Linked DNA regions of Homo sapiens: regions 2, 3, 4, 5 and 6 are each linked to region 1. Evidence: chromatin contacts called from ENCODE Hi-C or POLR2A ChIA-PET data. All regions are on one chromosome and are shown on one strand. The core of a region is the stretch at or near the end of the contact, and the rest is flanking DNA. Distances in the headings are between cores, read along the strand shown.

Evidence for each region. Hi-C counts contacts between places; a loop is a spot of excess contacts on that map. ChIA-PET counts read pairs that join two places held with the same protein, here RNA polymerase II (POLR2A). Pooled maps may share reads with other maps.
Region 2: a loop to region 1 is called in a pooled map, with 29 times the contacts of the local background. The contact joins the promoter of AMN1 here to the promoter of ABCD2 in region 1. A Hi-C loop is called at or near these places in 3 of 50 pooled maps.
Region 3: a loop to region 1 is called in a pooled map, with 5 times the contacts of the local background. The contact joins the enhancer-like site here to the promoter of ABCD2 in region 1. A Hi-C loop is called at or near these places in 3 of 50 pooled maps.
Region 4: a pooled map shows a loop between it and region 1 (6-fold over the local background). The contact joins the promoter of PCED1B-AS1 here to the promoter of ABCD2 in region 1. A Hi-C loop is called at or near these places in 7 of 50 pooled maps. POLR2A ChIA-PET finds 5 or more read pairs at or near these places in 2 of 52 experiments (OCI-LY7 and activated T-cell).
Region 5: a map of OCI-LY7 shows a loop between it and region 1 (9-fold over the local background). The contact joins the promoter of LINC00938 here to the promoter of ABCD2 in region 1. A Hi-C loop is called at or near these places in 2 of 168 maps with a recorded cell type or tissue (OCI-LY7 and naive thymus-derived CD4-positive, alpha-beta T cell), 1 of 37 single-sample maps with no recorded cell type and 9 of 50 pooled maps.
Region 6: a loop to region 1 is called in a map of naive thymus-derived CD4-positive, alpha-beta T cell, with 13 times the contacts of the local background. The contact joins the promoter of ANO6 here to the promoter of ABCD2 in region 1. A Hi-C loop is called at or near these places in 1 of 168 maps with a recorded cell type or tissue (naive thymus-derived CD4-positive, alpha-beta T cell), 1 of 37 single-sample maps with no recorded cell type and 6 of 50 pooled maps.

The regions. Positions count from the first base shown.
Region 1 is chr12:39,618,550-39,621,059 of GRCh38, reverse strand. ABCD2 (ATP binding cassette subfamily D member 2) reads left to right here and starts at 1,257. Exons shown (of 10, transcript NM_005164.4): 1 at 1,257-2,383. The coding sequence starts at 1,445. RefSeq lists enhancers at 946-1,465, 1,776-1,855.
Region 2 is chr12:31,727,767-31,730,276 of GRCh38, reverse strand. It overlaps AMN1 (antagonist of mitotic exit network 1 homolog), which reads left to right and starts at 1,256. Exons shown (of 7, transcript NM_001113402.2): 1 at 1,256-1,306. The coding sequence starts at 1,269. It overlaps AMN1-AS1 (AMN1 antisense RNA 1), which reads right to left and starts at 1,012. Exons shown (of 1, transcript NR_198987.1): 1 at 1-1,012. LOC105369722 (a long non-coding RNA gene) reads right to left here. Exons shown (of 3, transcript XR_931497.3): 3 at 1,387-1,620. RefSeq lists enhancers at 748-947, 343-975, 988-1,337 and a silencer at 1,388-1,467.
Region 3 is chr12:31,748,098-31,750,607 of GRCh38, reverse strand. It overlaps LOC105369724 (a long non-coding RNA gene), which reads left to right. Exons shown (of 4, transcript XR_931501.3): 4 at 1,170-1,475. Among named protein-coding and RNA genes, the nearest start is that of AMN1-AS1, 20 kb to the right of the region's middle. RefSeq lists enhancers at 632-1,216, 1,079-1,373, 1,225-1,404, 1,425-1,494, 1,217-1,802 and 1 more. Within about 2 kb of position 1,252, at least 27 of the 41 ENCODE cell types and tissues checked have a DNase peak (open chromatin) inside an H3K27ac peak, as active enhancers do.
Region 4 is chr12:47,215,189-47,217,698 of GRCh38, reverse strand. It overlaps PCED1B-AS1 (PCED1B antisense RNA 1), which reads left to right and starts at 1,256. Exons shown (of 3, transcript NR_026544.1): 1 at 1,256-1,315; 2 at 1,435-1,534. PCED1B (PC-esterase domain containing 1B) reads right to left here. Exons shown (of 4, transcript NM_138371.3): 3 at 1,010-1,477.
Region 5 is chr12:45,726,668-45,729,177 of GRCh38, reverse strand. It overlaps LINC00938 (long intergenic non-protein coding RNA 938), which reads left to right and starts at 1,257. Exons shown (of 1, transcript NR_028408.1): 1 at 1,257-2,510. RefSeq lists a silencer at 1-191 and enhancers at 704-1,666, 1,242-1,961, 1,667-2,510.
Region 6 is chr12:45,214,842-45,217,351 of GRCh38, reverse strand. ANO6 (anoctamin 6) reads right to left here and starts at 1,257. Exons shown (of 20, transcript NM_001025356.3): 1 at 961-1,257. The coding sequence starts at 1,030. It also overlaps the pseudogene PLEKHA8P1. RefSeq lists enhancers at 252-381, 1,392-1,491 and a silencer at 622-931.

The sequences.
Region 1 (2,510 bases), core at 8-2,507:
ATTGTCCTTGACTGTTGAACAATTTAAATCCTCCATTATGGATGTGAAGAATTTTAAGACTCTTAGTTTTTATCAAATAACCAAATGGAAATAGGAAGTAGCCAGTAGATTATCTCTACAGCTAAACAAAACAAACAAAGCAGAAACCTGCAAAAGACAAAGCATTCTTGAAAAATGAAGTAAGGTCCTAGAGAAGCTATTTCCACCATCCAACACCAGCTGAATTCCCAAATGGTTAAACTTTCACTATAAGTGCTACCCCACTCCAAGTAAAAACTACCTAACACATGGGAGTAGTAAACATGAAACATTGCTCTCATTTATTTAATAGTCGTCACCTTGTAAATAAATATGAGTACATCAGATCTCCAGTTATGGGGCTGGAAGATTTTTAGCATAAGGACAAGTAGGATGCAGAGGAAAAAGGGAGAATGGCTAGAGGCATAGCAAATAATTATTTTCTGTAACACGGAAGACTTTTATCCTATTTATTTACAAGGGAAACCCTCGATTACAACTTGTCTATTAGGTTCTGAGACCTTTTGTGAAATCAGACCCCCAAAAAAGCCGGGGGGATCTGTGAAAAACAGATCCAAGTGTATTTGATATTTGGCATTCTCCGGTGTCCCTCCCACTTGTCACTTTCTTTTCTGATCCGTTTCAGATTCATTCCATATCCTTTTCATATTCATTTTATGTTGATCCTCTTGTCCCTCCTCCCTCATTTTCGTGGTTCCTTCTCCCTCCTCGTCTCATTAAAACTCTTGCAAATCTCCCTTTCTGCTTGCTCTTCTGTTTGCGGTAGCTGCTGAAATCTTACCGAAGTGATGTATATTCTGAAACTTCTGCGGGTTTCTAAGTGACATTGAGCATGCTCAGTAGCTAGGGCCGGTTTTGTTCGCTTGGAAATCTCCCTTTCTGCTTGCTCTTCTGTTTGCGGTATCTACTGAAATCTTACCGAAGTGATGTATATTCTGAAACTTCTGTGGGTTTCTAAGTGACACTGAGCATGCTCAGTAGCTAGAGCCGGTTTTGTTCGCCAGCAGATGGCCTGATTCGACCTCTCCAAAAATAGACATTTTAACTCTCTGAACTCCTGTTTAAGGAAGGATGTAATTCGCTTTGCTCTCTCCTCATTTTCAAGGTTCAAAGGGAAGCTGCGAGGATTCCAAGGTCCCACCGCCCTCACAGCCAATGAGGGGCCTGGGAGGGAGGAGCTTGGTGCAGCTTGAGCTTCTGAGAGAATCATTCCCGGTAGATGCAGCGGAGTCTGAGCTCTGCTGCATCTGTCACAGCAGAACAAAATTAAAAACACAACAGTGGAAGAGAAACGCTGCAGACTATGGGACGCTGTAGGACTTTCTAAAACATTTGCTGGGGATTTCTGTGAAGCATGATCTTTTAAAACGAATTCTTTTGGAAGCCGGTTTGGGTAACTGGGAAAATGACACATATGCTAAATGCAGCAGCTGATCGAGTGAAATGGACCAGATCGAGTGCTGCTAAGAGGGCTGCCTGCCTGGTGGCTGCGGCATATGCTCTGAAAACCCTCTATCCCATCATTGGCAAGCGTTTAAAGCAATCTGGCCACGGGAAGAAAAAAGCAGCAGCTTACCCTGCTGCAGAGAACACAGAAATACTGCATTGCACCGAGACCATTTGTGAAAAACCTTCGCCTGGAGTGAATGCAGATTTCTTCAAACAGCTACTAGAACTTCGGAAAATTTTGTTTCCAAAACTTGTGACCACTGAAACAGGGTGGCTCTGCCTGCACTCAGTGGCTCTAATCTCAAGAACCTTTCTTTCTATCTATGTGGCTGGTCTGGATGGAAAAATCGTGAAAAGCATTGTGGAAAAGAAGCCTCGGACTTTCATCATCAAATTAATCAAGTGGCTTATGATTGCCATCCCTGCTACCTTCGTCAACAGTGCAATAAGGTACCTGGAATGCAAATTGGCTTTGGCCTTCAGAACTCGCCTAGTAGACCACGCCTATGAAACCTATTTTACAAATCAGACTTATTATAAAGTGATCAATATGGATGGGAGGCTGGCAAACCCTGACCAATCTCTTACGGAGGATATTATGATGTTCTCCCAATCTGTGGCTCACTTGTATTCCAATCTGACCAAACCTATTTTAGATGTAATGCTGACCTCCTATACACTCATTCAAACTGCTACATCCAGAGGAGCAAGCCCAATTGGGCCCACCCTACTAGCAGGACTTGTGGTGTATGCCACTGCTAAAGTGTTAAAAGCCTGTTCTCCCAAATTTGGCAAACTGGTGGCAGAGGAAGCACATAGAAAAGGCTATTTGCGGTATGTGCACTCGAGAATTATAGCCAATGTAGAAGAAATTGCCTTTTACAGAGGACATAAGGTAAGATAGAAATTAAGGTGATGGGTGAAATGTGAAACTGTTCAAGTTGCCACTGCAGTGCCAGATACCATCTGTTGTCCTGTCGATGGACCCACTTCTTTAGTGTCTTAGATTCCTCTGACATCTA
Region 2 (2,510 bases), core at 7-2,506, 7.9 Mb after region 1:
TTCCTTTCTGGTCTCTAGGCTCCAATTTGTCTGGGTCTGACAATAGTTACTTCTCCTGGAATCTGCAACTTTCAGAGCACTTTATGGAAAAAGTCGGCCAACCCCTGCCCTACACTCACTCTTGATCACTCTCCAGTGTAGCCATCCCAAACTATTTGCAGACCACCCTTTTCTCTCTGATCTGTATCCCACCCCCATGGGTGCTTCCATAGAACTAACCCCATCTAAGCATTTAACAGTTATTCTAATTGCCCTTTTACTTGTCTGACCCAAGTGTTCGCCACTCAATCCTCAGCACCCAGCACGATCCCTAGCCCTCGTTCAGCGCTTAATAAATCCATGTTGATTCAATGTGTAGCATCCTGAACAGGCAACAGCAGTGGGTTCCAACTTTCAAGGAGCTTAAAAAAGGAACTCAGCATACAAACAACAGACTAATCTACAAGGAAGAATGAGGGGGGTGGAGGGAGCACTAAAAAGCAGCAAGTACTCTGCAGCAGAACCAAAGATAAAATTCCACCTAAAGGTGCCCTTTCTTCAGGATCCTTCCTAATTTGAATACAGGTTCCCTTCTCCTCCATGACGAAATTCTTAGTGAGGTTACTTGTTGGTACGCAGTGTCCTCATCTGTAAAATAAGGCTAAATAATTACGATTTCACCGGATTATAATGAATATGGTTAAGTATTGAACTAAGGCCTAGAAAGCACGTAGCTCAGTGCACGCTTCCTAGAAAGTGCTCAGTAAACTCGGATCCTCTAACACGCTCCGTTTGATGTTAATGGAGTCCGTATCCGAGCGGGTCTCCAGTGTGCATCGCCAAGGGTATGGCCCAGCATCCAACGCATCCTTTTAGTAAGAGTAGCGACTTCTCAGCGCTCCCTTCGCCCCAGGAGAGTTCTCGGCTCGCGGCGTCGCGGCGGGGCTGCGCGCTGGGCTGAACTCCCAAGAAACCTCCTGCAGCTGAACCGGAGCAGACGCCCGCCAGGTGAAAGAACTACAACTCCCGTCACGTTGCATCCGAGTTTAGGGCCTCTTTATAGTTTATCACACCCAGCCTCTTCCGCGCAGCCCTCAGTGGCTCCGCCCCAAAGGGGGCTCTCTTCTTTCCTTGTGGAGTCCGAAGCGTGGCCACGCCCCGGTCACCGGAAAAATCCGTGTGACGTCACAAAAACCTACGCGTCGCGCGGTGGGCGGGAGTTGGCGGACGGTCCCTGGCTGGGTTCTGGAGGCCCTGGGACCGCGGAAGAGGCTTCAGACGCTGCAGCGATGCCTCGCCCACGGCGGGTCAGTCAGCTCCTGGATCTGTGAGTCTACCCTGTCCCGCCTCCCTTCGCGCCGCCCCAGCACCTCCTCCAAACGGCCAGGCCCTGCGCTGCTCTTCCTCCCCGCCCCTTTCCCACCCCCCCCGCCGACCTCTGAAGAGGCCCCGCGTGTGTTTCTGTCCCTGGGTTCCTGATCTGTCGTTTCCTGGCTGAGGACAGTTGTGCAAAGTGGGTCTCTTGGCGGGCTTGCCCCTCCAACACTCCGCTGCGCGATGAGCGTCCATTCCTCCGTCAGCCTTGACAGCTCGGCGCCCCGGCTGTTACTGGCAGTGGCCTCTCTCTTAGCAGCTAAAAGCCTTGGTAGAAAAAAACACAACGCTAGATGAGGTTCTCAAAAGCTTCTAGCAGAATTCCACCCCTGTAACTGGAATAAACATTGACAGACCCTGGGATAAAGGTAACAAAGTGGTTAAGACCACGGATCCCTGGCTGAGATTGCTGGGTTCAGCCCCCGGCTCTGCCATTCACCAGCCACGTGACCATGGACCGGTAACGTAACCTCTCCCTGTGCCTAGGTTCTTTATCTATAAAATTTTTGTGATAATAGCACCCATCACATGGAGTTGTCCTGAGGGATAAATTTAAAACATGTAAAACCCTTATAAGGATGCCCAGCAAATAATAAACACCACTAAGTGTTATTGTTATTATTATTTCCTACCAGAAATTGTACGGAAATGGAAGTTACAAGGGCAATTGCGTCTCTCCAGGAGCTTTCAGTCCGTTAATATTGCCATGTAAAAAATAGACATCTTAAGGATAAGGAGAACAATCTCCTTAATCTACTGAAGGCTTTCTGAAACAATGGCATCTGATATTTTACATTAAACTTGGGAGGCCGAGGTGGGAGAACTGCTTGAGCTCAGGAGTTCGAGACCAGCCTGGGCAACGTGGCGAAACCCCGCCTCTACTAAAGATACAAAAATTATCTGGGCACGGTGGTTCACGCCTGTAATCCCAGCACTTTGGGAGGCCGAGGCACTTGAGATCAGGAGAGTTGGAGACCAGCCTAGCCAGCACGGCAAAACCGCGGCATGTACTAAAAATACAAAAATTAGCCAGGAGTAGTAGTGGCGCCGGTAGTCCCAGCTACTCTGGAGGCTGAGGCAGGAGAATCGCCTCAACCCAGGAGGCAGAGGTTGCAGTGAGCTGAGATCGCGCCACTGCACGCCTAGGCTGCTAGGCG
Region 3 (2,510 bases), core at 3-2,502, 7.9 Mb after region 1:
TGAGGGGAGCAACAGGACCTAGACTGAATCTTGGGTGTTTTGGTAACATCTGTAAGACCGAAAATGTAACCACACCTAAACAGACCCTTTTTCAAGATAATGACTGACTCTCTCCAAGGATCATTTAAATTCCAAAGAGAACTACCTACAAGTTAATTTCTGTTCCCTGATCCAGTCATTCTCCCTAGCAATCATTTATTACCCCTCATCTAATCTAATCCCAAACCCTAAATCTAATAAAATACTTCTAAAATCTGCACCCCTAATGCCCTCCCACACTCAACCATTCCACTTACTTTGTAATTTAGAGAGGCCTAAATTTTGTTAAAATAGAGGCACAGCTAATAGATGTTTGTTACACTTACTTTCTTTCCCTTTGACATTTTCATCTACCAGGCATGATTACGTAACATAGTCCTTTTTTTTTTTTTTGTGATGAAGTCTTGCTCTGTCGCCCAGGCTGGAGTACGGTGGTGCGATCTCAGCTCACTACAGCCTCTGCCTCCCGGGTTCAAGCAATTCTCCTGCCTCAGCCTCCCGAGTAGCTGGGATTGCAGGCGTGTGCCACCACGCCCGGCTAATTTTTTGTATTTTTAGTAGAGGCGGGGTTTCACCATGTTGGCCAGGCTGGTCTCGAACTCCTGACCTCAGGTGATCTGCCAGCCTCTGCCTCCCAAAGTGCTGGGATTATAGGCATTGAGCCACTGCCTGGCCAACACGGTGAAACCCCGCCTCTACTAAAAATACAAAAAATTAGCCAGGCGTGGTGGCACATGCCTGTGATCCCAGCTACTCGGGAGGCTGAAGCAGGAGAATCGCTTGAACCCAGGAGGCGGAGGTTGCAGTGAGCCCAGGTTGTGCCACTGCACTCCAGCCTCGGCGACAGACCAAGACTCTGTCTCAAAAAAAAAAAAAAAAAGAAAAAGAAACAATGATCTTTAAGTCATGCAGACTGCCTTTGTATTTTCCAGAAGTTGGATCAACTGAGGAGTGCAAGCAGTTTCAATCACCAGGGAGCTCACCTCTTAAGCTGTAGGCGTAGTTGAATGATAGCCCATCATTGTTCTCTTGTTTGCTTTTCTATAATTGCTTATTGCTCAGGAGTTATGTAACAGGCAGTCACAAGCGCTATTGTGAAACCTGAGACTGATCTCTGAGATATTTTTCAGACTTTGCCTTCAGGTGAATCAACTGACACCAGCTTGAACAGTGACCGTGACTGCAACAAAGGAACTGACTCAACCGGTCCTCTGACCACTCCCCTGCAGGAAATGACTCAGCACATGAAGACAGTTTCAACACTCCTATGATTTCATCCCCCAACCAATCCACAACATCTGTTTCCTAATGCCCTACCTGCCAAATCATCCTTAAAAACCTTAGCCTCTGAATTCTTGGTGAGGTGGATCTGGGAAATGTATCCCGTCCTCCTCACTCTATTGCCTTGCAATAATCAAACTCTTTCTCTGCTGCAACTCCTGCTGGCTCAGTGTTTTGGTTTTATCTGTGCAGTGGGCAAGAACCAGTCAGGTGGTAACAGTTCTGATTGTTACTTTTGGGTGATTTCCCCTACAAAGAGGAAAAATACTAATTTTGAACCACCATATTCAATTCTTAAGGCTTCCTATATTCTTAGTGATAATGTCATTTTTGAAGATAACATATTTCAAAGTACAGTAGCTTTGAAGTATATTTGTATTTTGAAGATACATGTACTTGAAAAATTGAGTTTGGCAATGTGTTTCCACTAACATTAATTTAACAGGTAAGGCCGGGCGCAGTGGTTCACGCCTGTAATCCCAGCACTTTGGGAGGCCAAGGTGGGCAGATCACGAGGTCTAGGAGTTCGAGACCAGCCTGGCCAATATGGTGACACCCTGTCTCTACTAAAAATACAAAAATTAGCTGGGCGTGGTGGCTCGCACCTGTAGTCCCAGCTACTCGGGAGGCTGAGGCAGAAGAATCGCTTGAGCCTGGGAGGCGGAGGTTGCAGTGAGCCGAGATGGTGCCACTGCACGCCAGCCTGGGTGACAGAGCGAGACTCCGTCTCAAAAAAAAAAAAAATTTACCAGGTAAAAGTCATCTTGGTTTAAAATATTTTCACAACACTTTAATTTTTCATGTGGTTACCAGTGTGGCCTTATATCGCCAATGTTTAAAAAAATGTTATGGACTCCTGCCTCAGCCTCCCAAGTGGCTGGGACTACAGGCGCCGGCCACCATGCCTGGCTAATTTTTTGTATTTTAAGTAGAGACGGGGTTTCAGTGTGTTAGCCAGGATGGTCTCTATCTCCTGACCTCGTGATCTGCCCACCTCAGCCTCCCAAAGTGCTGGGATTACAGGGGTGAGCCACCGTGCCTGGCCAGAGGATAGTAGAAAATGAGAAGATTAATGCAGAAAAGTCATCAAAGCAGAAGGTAGATCTCCAGTCTTTGCCAACTCGTGCCTACCTGGATCAGACAGTTGTGCCTATCTTATTACAGGGACTTGCTGTGCTTGCAAAGGAAAG
Region 4 (2,510 bases), core at 7-2,506, 7.6 Mb before region 1:
AGGCTGAGGCACAAGAATTGCTTGAACTTGGGAGGCGGAGGTTGCGGTGAGCAGAGATAGCACCACTGCACTCCAGCCTGAGCAGCAGAGTGAGACTCCATCACAAAAAAACAAAAACAAAAACAACCTAAGAAATTATTTTCTTTCTTTCTTTCCTTTTCTTTTCTCTCTTTCTCTTTCTTCTTTCTTTCTTTCTTTCTTTCTTTCTTTCTTTCTTTCTTTCTTTCTCTTTCTTTCTTTTTCTTTCTTTCTTTCTTTCTTTTTTTTTCTTCTTTCTCTGTCTCTCTCTCTCTCTCTGTTTCTTTCTTGTCTCACTCTGTTGCCCAAGTTGGAATTCAGTGGCGAAATCATGGCTCACTGCAGCAACTCTGCAGGCTCAATCAATCCTCCCACTTCAGCCTCCCTAGTAGCTGGGACTACAGGCCTGTGCCACCATGCCTGGCTAATTTTTATAGTTTTTTTTAGAGACAGGGTTTCATCATGTTGTCCAGGCTGGTCTTGAACTTAGACTCAAATAATCCACCTGCCTCAGCCTTCCAAAGTGCTTGGATTACGGGTGTGGGCCACCGCACCTGGACTACATATTCTAATTTTCTCCATTTTATACTTTTAAAAATTAAGGCTAAAAGATTGAGTAATCTGCCCAAGGTCATCCATTTTATAAGAAGTAGTGCTGGAAGTAAAACCTGATGCCAAGCCTTTGTGGTCAACCACAACATACAAGATTGCAGACAACAGATGCCTCACGTCCCTTCTCCAGTTCACAACTAAATTGGCTGTTTTCTTTCACTGTCCATTTTAATAAATTTACAAGTTTATCAATCACTAATATTTTTGTTATTGCCAAGCACCAGTTGTCTCTTTAGTGTTACATGGGGTGGGCTGAAGGAGGCTAGGGTGCTGATTCCTGTCTACAGTAAGTGCCCAAAAAATGATGGTCTCAAGAAAGGCTGGTCAGAAATGCCAACTTAAAGTTTCAGATAAAATGGAAAAACTGAAAAGTACTTACTCATTAAAGTAACTGGTGATTTTTAAGCATCTCTCTCAGTTGATTCTAGATCTCGTCCCTAGATAGCTTTCTTCCTCTCCTGTAGATCATTGTGACCAGACGGGAGATCTCAGAGCTTGGGCTATAGGGGAAATAGGTTAGCCTCTGGGTGCTGCTGTGCTTGCAAGCCAGCGTCTGGGGAGAAGATGACATTTCCGGTGGCATCTGGGGCAAACGACACAAGTCAGCATTTAGTTTCTTGCTTTAGGAAGCGGAAGACTAATGACCGAAGCTTCAAGACTTTGACATGTGTGAAAACATGAAATGGTAAGTCAATACAAAGACAGCATCTTCCTGGAATTTGGTTTTGAGCTTGTTTTCATTTCACCTTTCTCAGTAATCTGGGTGTAGCTTATTTTGACTCTTCCTTTGATTAAACAATTCAGACCCTTGGCTCTTATTGTTCTTGCTGGTGTGGTATGTTCACGGCTGAAAAGATGGTCAGAAGGGGAAAGGAGGAAGTGAGAAGAAAGAAACAGGGAAATGGTAAGAAGAACTCTACTTTTCTAAATAATATTTAATAGTAGTAATCTTGTGTTTCTGTGCAAGGTGTTACAGTTTACAAACCGCTTTTATTTTTATTTATTTATTTTTTTTGAGACGGAGTTTTGGTCTTGTTGCCCAGGCTGGAGTGCAGTGGCATGGTCTCGGCTCATTGCAACCTCTGCCTCCCAGGTTCAAGCGATTCTCCTGCTTCAGGCTCCGAGTAGCTGTGACTACATGCACCCACCACCACACCCGGCTGATTTTGTATTTTTAGTAGAGATGGTGTTTCACCATGTTGGCCAGTCTGGTCTCGAACTCCTTACCTCAGGTGATCCACCCGCCTTGGCCTCCCAAAGTGCTGGGATTATAGGGGTGAGCCACCATGGCAGGCCACAAACCGCTTTTAAATCCTTTCACTTCATCTCTCCACTGACGTCTTGATGGAAAAATGGCTCAGTCCACACTACAGGAAACCACAGGCCTGAGCCCCAGCCTCAGCTAGATCCAGTATGTGGCAGAGCAAGATAAGAACTTTCTGCTTCCTCCCTTAGTGTTCCACTTGAAACCAGCAGGTAACTCAAGGGGACAGCGTGCTTAAAAGGGAGATGGTTCGTCTGGCGCTGTGGCTCATGCCTGTAATCCCAGCACTTTGGGAGGCCGAGGCGGGTGGATCACCTGAGGTCAGGAGTTCGAGACCAGCCTGGCCAACATGGTGCAACTCCGTCTCTACTGAAAATACAAAAATTAGCTGGGCGTGGTGGTGGGCCCCTGTAATCCCAGCTACTCGGGGGGCTGAGGCAGGAGAATCGCTTGAACCCAGGAGGCGGAGGTTGCAGTGAGCCAAAATCGTCCCATTGCACTCCAGTCAGGGTGACAAGAGCAAGACTCCATCTTTAAAAAAAAAAAAAGGGTGGGGGAGATGGTCTTCTGATTGATTAGATAAGTGTAGGCATTTGTTTTCTTTTGTCTGGAATAA
Region 5 (2,510 bases), core at 8-2,507, 6.1 Mb before region 1:
ATTCACGCGCGGCCTCGGCCGCTGAGGCCGGGGCGTCCCCGGGCAGAAGCACCGGCGGCAGCTGAGCCGCTGCGCGCCGCCCGCCTGCTTCCCTCCCCGCCAGCCTCCCTCTCTGCCGCCGCCACGGCCTGGCAGCCAGTGCCACACAGCGACCCCCGAGGGCTGGCCGCGGCACTGCGCCTGGCTCCACACCGCCCCGGCAGATCCTCGCGGGGAACAATAGACTCGACTCGCCGGGCTTAGGGTTCGTCTGCAATGTGCCGCACATTTCACACGCACACAAAGCCGGCGGAAAGGGGGGCGGTGCGGGGAAACGGCCACTACCGGTTGTTCCAGGGTTAGGGGTGGAGGCGATGTTCGCGTCCCCGGCCCGGCTGTTGGAAGGGCCGCCTCGGAGTCCCCGCCCGCCCGACAGAACCGGTGTGGCGCTCTGAAGGGAAAGGAAGCTCACCGGGGTAGCCCCTCACGCTACGCAACATTCACAGATCGGAATAAAGTCAATTTGTTACCTTCTGTTTTTGTAAAATCTAAAGGAATCGGCTTTTATGAGCCGTATGCTAGTATTTTGGGGCCTGGTTAGCACATTTTCTATGAATTATCCACACGCTAACTTTAGCAAACTATACGTTAAATACAATGTGAACTGTCTGTCCTAGTTCTGTGGAAATAGAGTAATGCTCTTAATTCATCTTGCCGCTGGTTGGCTTCACATATCAAACTGGAGTATTCTATGAGCAAAGTTATGCAAACTAACTAAACTGGTTGGGAAGCAATCTATCGAACTTCGACAATAATAATTAAGGTTTACATTTTTATAGTAAGGTCTCTTCAAGATTGCTGCGTTTAAAATAAATACCGAATAAAACGTTTTTCCTTGCTTTCAAATGTCTTAAATGTAATCCTCGTTTAAAATATTTTGAAGGTTAAAAAAACCCTTTGCTTAAATGAGTCAAAACATCTCAACAAATACTACCACCTAAATTTGCATTTACGAGGGGTGTTGGAGCCGGCTCTTTGCTACAAATGTTAATTAAGATTACAGTACGTGAAACGTATTATTATTCCCATTTTAGTGACGGCCACCACGGGCAAAGTCACTGCCTAACCCAAGGTCACAGGGTAGTAGGGGTCTGGATGGGTTATTTCAGGTAGTCGTTCCAATGGGAACATTGCTTTGGAGGTGAAAAATTATGTAATATAGTGCAGCTTGCTTCCGGTGCTCACTCTAGGAAACGGACTTATTTCCCAACTAAAGTTTGTCTCTTAAGTGGGGTCGGAATAAGGTTGTGGCTAGGAAGATCCTGACAACCCAGGGCCAGTGAGTGTCTCGGAAGCCTGTGAGGGGCGGAGACCCGGCCCGGGGAGGTGGAGAAGCTCGCCGGCCGCGGAAGACTAGGGGTGAGGCTGCTGCGAGGAAGACCCGGTCAGCTGTCCCTTCCCCCATCGGTCCTCTTAGGGGAAGTGGAGATGTGGGCCTCGGAGCTGCGTGGCCCGGGCTGTGCGGATTCCCTAAACGCCGCACTTGCGCACAGCCCCTTACGTAACCGTCAGTGCCGGGGATTCCCTGGAGGGGGTCATTCTATTCAACCATTATACACACCCCGGGCTCCTGCCGCCGCGCCGCCGCCGCCTCACAAAATGGCGGCGCCCATAGAGGAGACCGCGGCCGCCTCCCCGGCCCCATTTTGTGGGAGGCGAGAGATCTGTCAACATGGAAAACCTCTGCTGAGGATGCATCCGAGTTTGGAAACCCCACTTAAGGGATGGAGCCTGGGGGATCACATTAAACGGAAAATGCCAACGACTTCTACCACCTCTACGCGTTTTTAGTTTTTCATTTTCTCGAAGGAAGCGCCAGAAGCCTGTGGAGTAATTGTAACTAGAGGGAGAACGGAAAGCTGAGGTGACTGCTCCGGGGACTTGGCGCGGCGCCTTGGTGGCTTTGGTTGCTCTTCCACGCTCCCGGCAGCTGACCAGAATCTCTTGGAGGGTCTCCTGGGCCACCTCGGCCGCGCCAGTCGTGCAGTGAGACTTCTGTAGTTTTAAAATGCCACAGTCCACGGCCCGGTCGGCACCGCTCGCCTGAATCGTGGGCTTTGGGAACCTTGGAGGCTGCTGCTCCAGGAACTCGCGGTCGGCCGGGAGCCGGGGAGCTTCGTTGCTGGGAGCGGGCGGTATTCGCGGACTCCGGCGGCCCTGGCGGGTCGCGGCCGGGATCCGAGCCGGGGATGACGATGCTGATGGAGCTGATGGGGCAAGAGTGGGAACGGAGGCACGTACACTGAAATTTAAGTCATCCAAGTTGGGACTTAAGATAGCAGGTTAATATTGTCTCAGGCGAGACTTAGAACGTCTTTTCTGGTATCCCAGTCTGCAGTGGGCAAATCTATTGTCTTTATTTCTCATTTAAGGGCAGAATGGAGGGATGACATATTTTTACTTTTCAAGAGGCGGTTGCCACTTTTAAGTCACTGTTGTGTGTGTGTGTGTACATACACAAACATACGATA
Region 6 (2,510 bases), core at 8-2,507, 5.6 Mb before region 1:
GGATGTTCTGCTTTAAAATTGATTTGGCATCCAGGAGACTAAGCCGAGTCGCCACAACAGACTGGCTTGGTAATTTAATTAGAGTCTTCTGGAGGGACACATTATATCATCATCCCCCGACAGTGTTCTCTTTAGGGACCTGATTTTCTCTCTAGTCCTCTCATTCCTTTCCCCTTCCTCACCTCCTCTCATCCCTTTTGTTTGCCCTTTTTTTCTTTTTTTGCTCTTAAAACAGCTCTCCCTCCGTTCGTCTTGTCACTTCCATGCATTTTTAACTCTAACTAGAAATGGGTCACCCCAGGTTTGCTCCCCAAGCCCCAGGGCCCCTCAGGACGAGTGAAAAAGGCCCTGCGGTCCTCCCTGCCTGGGGGAATTCCTCCTCCGATCACAGCTCCGGTGGGCTCCGCAGATGGGAAAGGGTTTCCAGCGCGCGCCTAGCGGCCACAAATCACTTCCCGGGGCCGCCCCGCCAGGCCTCAAACCTCCCAGAGCCGTCGGTCGGCTTTTACTTTAACGAGGATTCAGATGGGTCACACCCTGTCCTCCAAATGCGGGCCTGCTCCCCGGACCCCGCCCAGGGGGCTCGCCCCAGTGCCGAGGCTCCTGGGCAACCCTAGCACTCTGCGAGTCGGGGAAGTGACCCCAAAGTTGCTTCTGAGTGGAGACTTCCGCACGCAGAGGCGTCCCCGCAGCTGCCAGGCTTTTCAGGGGCAGCATCCCCCGCCCGTCAGGAGCCTGTCCTCGGGGCCACCACGCGCCCCGCGCCTCAGCCCCGCAGGGGCCGCACCGGGGCCTCAGTCTGCAAGCAGCCGGGGACAGCGGGCTTCCTCCCCTGCCCGGAGCGGCCGAGCGTCTCGGCCAACCTCCCCCGCGGAGAGCACAGCGCCCCCGCGCAGTCCCCGAACTTCTTCCCGCGTCGGCTCGGGCTCTCGGGTGGGGACGCGGGGACCCCTCGCTCACCGATATCCCCATCGTCGTCGTCCTCCTCCTCCTCCATTTGTAGCAAAACATTCCTGCTCATCTTTTTCATGTCTCCCTCAGAAGGCGGCTCCGAACTTGGCGCGAAGTTGGGGGCTCCCGGGTTCCAGAACGGCGCGGCTCTCCCAGGGGCCGGATCGGGGACCGCGGGGCGTGTGTCGCTTGGGCTCAGGGGCCGCTGAGCCCAGCCAGCGCCGGGGAAAGCCGAGCCGAGGCACCCACCGACCGGAGCCCAGAGCCGGAGGACGCCTCTCGCCTGCCGAGCGGAGCCCGGAGACTGAGCATGCCCAGTGCGGCCGCCGCGGCTCGCTGCGGAATGATTGAACTTCCCCGGTTTTACGAGGCGCGCAGAAGGAAGTCGGCAGGCGAGACTGCAGAGGGAGTAGTGCGATCCTGCGCGCGGGGGAACTAGCTGGAGGGCAAGGCGGGAACACGTGAGTGCGGGAGTGGACTGGGTTCCCTGAGCATTGATCCCAAACAGGGCAGCTTTTCGTTCCAAGGTCGTCTGTGGACACACACTGTGGCTTGCTTTGTTTTAACGTCTGATACTGGAGAGGAGGGAAATGCTGCTGCAGCACAACTGCAGAACCCTGGAAGGCGAACTCGTTTGAATGGCTTTTAAAGGCGACGTGGAGCTAATAATGGGGGGATCTTAAATTACTCTAGCTCCGAAGTGGGAAAGTGGAATCTGTACGGGTAGGTTAAGATTACGGTGGAGTCGGGGTGGGAGGAGAGGCAAAACTCAGAGAATAAGCAAAAGAAGAAGGGGCGGGACGGACGGGAGTGGGGGTGGAGAGAATTTTCTAAATAAACGTGTGCACAAAGGCAGGAGGATTTCCGCATACATTGAGGTCGCGGAGAGTGGAGAAGCGCCCCCTACTCCGCCCGCGCGAGCACACAGGGAGTGGTCGGAAGATAATCGCTGAAGCGTCCAGCCTATTTGTACAATTGAAACTAGTCCTCTGTGTCAAAGAGGGAGAAGAAGCCGAAGACCACTAGAGTTAGATGTAAACTCTTCTAAAGCAATGTGGAAAGCTATAATAAGAGAAAAGAAAGTCGTGAAATAAAATTAAGGCAGAGAGTTTTTATTTTTATTTTTAATGCTTTCCTGGAAACCAAAGGGACCGATAGGACAAATACAAAGGGATTTAGTACTTTAAAGACCCTTGGAGTTGTTTGAACGGCAGGTTTTGGGGATCGCGTGTCTACAAAACTTTTTTCAAAAAAGCTGGTACATTCAGGTTGTTCAATTTTGACTTCTCAAAAGGGCTAGAAGGTATATTTGAAATCTTGGTTATATGTGTTATTGTCTACTCATTGAAATTGTTTATATTTTTTCCACTGAAGTGCTAGGGTTATCACAATAACACTAAATCTACTGTGCATGTTTTTTCTTCCACATACTTTTTTTAAGACGGTCTCGCTCTGTTGCCGAGGTGGGAGTTCAGTAACTAGAACTACAAGCGGAGCACACCACCATGTGGGGCTTATTCTTAAATTTTTTTGTAGAGATGGGTGTCTCACTATGTTGC